2 separate regions of the Homo sapiens genome follow, and region 2 is linked to region 1. A link is an interaction called in ENCODE POLR2A ChIA-PET data of the cell type or tissue named here. Cell type or tissue: PC-9. All regions are shown on one strand.

Evidence for each region. ChIA-PET counts read pairs that join two places held together with the same protein. Peaks named below come from ENCODE experiments on the same cell type or tissue, not always from the same donor. Only the 100,000 strongest peaks of a DNase experiment are listed, where the experiment ranks them.
Region 2: POLR2A ChIA-PET joins it to region 1 with 7 read pairs; 2 of 35 experiments call an interaction of 5 or more read pairs at or near these places.

What each region holds. Positions count from the first base shown.
Region 1 is chr10:74,188,957-74,191,456 of GRCh38, reverse strand. All of the region lies in intron 1 of ADK (adenosine kinase), which reads right to left. Among named protein-coding and RNA genes, the nearest start is that of ADK, 39 kb to the right of the region's middle. RefSeq lists an enhancer at 1,188-1,247. In PC-9, no CTCF peak of the experiment used is centred here; DNase peaks (open chromatin) are centred at 826 and 1,216; H3K4me3 peaks cover 2,073 bases; H3K27ac peaks cover 2,500 bases.
Region 2 is chr10:73,915,800-73,918,299 of GRCh38, reverse strand. It overlaps PLAU (plasminogen activator, urokinase), which reads right to left. Exons shown (of 11, transcript NM_002658.6): 11 at 806-1,911. The coding sequence ends at 1,735. C10orf55 (chromosome 10 putative open reading frame 55) reads left to right here. Exons shown (of 5, transcript NR_160938.1): 2 at 1,659-1,781. Among named protein-coding and RNA genes, the nearest start is that of C10orf55, 5.7 kb to the left of the region's middle. In PC-9, no CTCF peak of the experiment used is centred here; no DNase peak of the experiment used is centred here; H3K4me3 peaks cover 24 bases; H3K27ac peaks cover 1,487 bases.

The DNA.
Region 1 (2,500 bases):
GAGACCCTGTCTTTTTAATTGACATAGTGAGACCCTGTCTTTATATTTTAAAATAATTTTTTTTAATGCTTAAAAAACAAATTGGGTGACATCATTGGGAATGGCAGAGTAAGGACCTCCAAAAATCCTCTCTTCCATAAAACCAACAAGAACACTGGCAAAAAAATGTCAAGACTTGGGCCGGGCATAGTGGCTCACACCTGTAATCCCAGCACTTTGGAAGGCCAAGGCGGGCAGATCACAAGGTCAGGAGTTCGAGACCAGCCTGGCCAACCTGGTGAAACCCCGTCGCTACTAAAAATACAAAAATTAGCTGGGCATGGTGGCAGGTGCCTATAATCCCAGATACTCCAGAGGCTGAAGCAGGGGAATCGTTTGAACCTGGGAGGCAGAGGTTGCAGTGAGCCAAAATTACACCATTGCACTTCAGCCTGGGCGACAATGCAAGACTGCATCTCAAAAAAAAAAAAAAAAAGTCAAAAATAGCCTTTTTCAGAACTCTGAATATTAACCAAAAAGTTTGCAACAATCCAAGGAGCATTTATTCAAAAAAAGATGGCTGCATCTCAGTAAGAATAGCAAGCTTTGTGGCATTTTAACATGCCTTATTCCCATGCCCCTCTTCCCAGCTCCAGGCTAGCCCTGAAAAGCAGCAAACCACAATCTGTGGAATCCTGGAGCCTAGCAGCCAGTGGAGGTGACAGAACAGGGCTAGAGTTCCTTCAAAGTCCCATTTTCAGAGTACAGTTATTATTTGAGCTGACTAGCAATTCCCTGAAAAACCCCACTCCCAAGACTTCCTAATATTTAACCTGATTCAGAGCTTGCCCATTGCTAACAGGCTTTTCCCCCAAGGTATTTATTTGTCAAAAACAATCAGCTACAATTGCTTAACATTTCAGCTCCCTGAAGCAGCTGGGGCAAACAAGCTAACCAAAAAACACAAAAGGAAAAGTAGGAGAATGAGATGTCCATAGGGAGTTTTGAAAAGTTCTGAAATTCCTAAGACCCTGGAAGATGAAAACAGTGTGCCCAGGCCTATGGGCATACTCAAGAAAGACCTGAGAAGGCCCTAAGCAATCACCACTGACTGAGCATGAAGCTCGGCAAAACAGGAAGTCAAGGCTATGGATGAACTGAAAGCCTGGTTGAGTGCTGAAAGTGTGCTCCAACAAGCACACAGAGCCTCTCAGCGAAGACTAGAACAGTAACAAGTATTGACAAGAATGTGGAGAAACTGGAATCTTCATACATTGCTGTTGCAAATTATAAAGTGATTCAGCCGCTTTGGAAAATAGTTTGGCAGTTGCTCAAAAAGTAAACATAAAATTACCACATGCCCCAGCAATTCTACCCTTAGGGGAAATAGAAAAATAGAACACCACAAAAACTTGTAGATGAATGTTTATAGCACCATTATTCATAGCAGCCCAAAAGTGAAAATAACCCATATATCTCTCAAGTGATAAATGGATAAATTGGGGCATATCTATACAATGAAATATTATTTCAGTCATAAGAAAGAATGAAATACTGATACACGCTACAACATGTATGAACTTTGAAAACATACTTAGTTAAAAAAAAAAGCCAGCTACAAAAGGCCAAATATTATATGATTCCACTTAGGAAATGTTCAGAATAGGCAAATTTGTAGGGACAAGGTAGATTAGTGGTTGCCAGGGGTTAGAGGTTAGGGAGACATGAAGAGTAACTGCTAACGGGTATGGGTTTTCATTTTGGGGGACAAAAACGTTCTGGAATTAAATAGTGCCGATGGCTGTACAACCTTGTGAATATACTGAAAACTACTGAGCTGTGCAATTTTTAAGTGGTGCATTTTACAGTAGCTGAATTATATCTCAGTTATATAGTAACAAACACATAAAACTATCTGACCTAATTGATAAATTATAGAACACTAAATTCAATAACTGCAGTATACACCGTATTTAATAAAAGATACATAAAATATCTACACTGAAAACCTCAAAATATTGCAGAGCGGAATTAGAGACACAGGTAACATTCACCAAAACAGACCACCACAGGGTAGGCCTTAAAACTAATCTCAGTAGCTATCAAAGGATTAAAATGATAAACAACTTATCATTTACAGATATATGGTACAGATATGTACACAATATGTCAACAACGCATTCCCTGAACACCATGTAAAATTGAAAATAGCTAAAAAATCCCCAAATATTAAGAAACAATAAACTTCTAAATGACCTGTGGACCAGAAAAATCACAATGGAAATAGAAATTTGAATTGAACACATCGAAATTGTATGCTGCAGCTAAAGGAGTACTTAGAAGAAAATGTTAATTATATAAGAAATGTACATTAGAATGACTACTAGGGGTTAGCAAAGAAAAAATAATAATAATGAAAGAAATGTGGCTGGGAGCGGTGGCACTTTGGGGGGCCAAGGTGGGCGGATCACGAGGTCAGGAGTTAGAGACCAGCCTGGCCAACATGGTAAAACCCCGTCTC
Region 2 (2,500 bases), 270 kb after region 1:
GGTCTCAAACTCCTGACCTCAGGTGATCCACACACCTCGGCTTCCCAAAGTGCTGGATTACAGGCGTGAGCCACTGAGCCTGGCCAGCAATTTTCACTTACAGGTCTTCTTCTTCTTTTTTTTTTTTTTTTTTTTTTGAGACAGGGTCTTGCTCTGTCACCTAGGCTGGAGTGCAGTGGCACAATCAGCTGACTGTAAACTTGAACTCCTTGGCTTAGGATCCTCCTGCCTCAGCCTCCCAAGTAGCTAGGACTACAGACATGTGCTACCACACCTGGCTAATTTTTTTATTTTTTGCAGAGACAGGGTCTCACTAAGTTTCCCAGGCTGGTCTCAAACTCCTGGGCTCAAGCGATTCTCCCACCTCAGCCTCTCAAAATGTTAGGATTACAGGCATGAGCCACTACACCTGGCCACAGGTGTTCTTCTTGGTTGAGGTCAGCTCAAGGATTGTTGGGGGCAGAGTGAAGAGACTGTTGTGGAGTTAACCCTAAAGAAGACCACCATGTACAGCTGTACAAGATGTGCACTGCACAAAGGCATCAGGTTAAGGAGGCAATTGGGAGCTGACACTAAGCCTGTACACTACTTACACAGCCATGGGATTGTGGTTTGGGGAAACTTTGTATACATTAAGTGCTGTGGTGGCCCTGCCCTACAGCTCTCCTAACCTCTACCTCCCAAAGCTCCATTAAGTCCAGAGATGCAGTCCCATAAGAAACTCTAGGGTGCAGTCCACCTTTGTTATTTTCTCCTTTTTATGTACTCCAACTCCTTCCCATACAAGCACCAGGGAGATTTGTCATCAGAAAAATCACATTTTATTGATCACTTTTATTTAAAATTACAAAAATATAAATAAAAATAGTGAAATATAAATATTCAGTGTACAGGAGTGGTCCTCACCCCACCCAGTGAGGATTGGATGAACTAGGCTAAAAGGAAGGGATAACTGGCCAAGAAAGGGACATCTATGTGAAAGTGAAACTGAGACAGTGCTGGTCACAGGTCATGCTGCAGAATAATACATTCCCAGGCACTGTCACGTGGGGGACCCAAGAGGCCCCAGGAGTGACCTATAACCTCTCCAGAAAGACCACTCTGTGTGGCATCACAGTCCACACAGTTTAAGGAAATATTTAGACTTAACAATCAGACACCAGCTCTTACTCACACTTACACTCACAGCCCACACACAAGTGTGCAAACATACACACACATATATATTTCCTGATACATTCATGGAATATCAGAGCCCTGCCCTGAAGTCGTTAGTGTCTCTGCTCCCCAAACCGCTGCTCCCACATTGGCTAAGCTCCCTCAAGAGACCTCAGCTGTTACACTTCCTAATTGGGAAATTATTCATTTCTCAACCATGGGCCTCACAAATGCCCACCGTCGGGGGAGCTGGCTCTCCCTTCACCCATGCACAGGAGATGCCCTGCCCTTTTTAACTCCTGCAGGCTTCAGTCCAGAAAAAGACAAGTTGCTGGTCAGTAACATGTTGAGTCAGGACCACCCCTCCATCCTGGCCAGAGGGGTCTGGGCAGCCAGCACCCAGGCCTATGCCTGAGGGTAAAGCTATTGTCGTTCGCCCTGGTGGGTGGCACAGGCAAATCCATCTGTGCAGAGCCTATCTTCCCAGTCTCTTCTTACAGCTGATGGAGATGACTCTACTGCAAAAATGACAACCAGCAAGAAAGCGGGTGGTGCCCGTTTCCTCCCTGGGGACCCTCAGAGGGCCAGGCCATTCTCTTCCTTGGTGTGACTGCGGATCCAGGGTAAGAAGTGTGAGACTCTCGTGTAGACGCCTGGCTTGTCCTTCAGGGCACATCCACGGCCCCAGCTCACAATTCCAGTCAAAGTCATGCGGCCTTGGAGGGAACAGACGAGGGGTCCCCCTGAGTCTCCCTGTGACGCCAAAGATACAAAAGATGAGCCCTAGAGAAGTGAGGAGGGGATTTCTGATCCCATCACCCAACCATACCAGAGAGAGGGAAGAGTTTCCCAGTCAAAGTCCTTAGCGACTTCCCATTTTCTTTCTTTTTTTCGGGGGGAGGACAGAATCTCGCTCTGTCGCCCAGGCTGGCGTGCAATGACGTGATCTCAGCTCACTGCAAACTTGCCTCCTGTGCTCAAGCGATTCCCATGTCTCAGCCTCCTGATTAGCTGGGATTACAGGCAGGCACCACCACACCTGGCTAATTTTTTTTTGCATTTTTAGTAGACACAGGGTTTCACCATGTTGGCCAGGCCGGTCTCAAACTCCTGGCCTCAAGTGATCCATCCACCTCGGCCTCCCAAAGTGCTGGGATTACAGGCATGAGCCACTGTGCCTGACGCAGCCCCATTTTCTACCACATCAAGTTTAAAATCCCCTGCTTGGCTTTAAAAGCCCTGTCATCTGCCACTATTCCATCCACACTCCCAGACCCTAGTTCTCCTCCCCACCCGGAATATGCCAGCCTCCTTCTCAGTTTTGTATCTTTCAACTGAAACA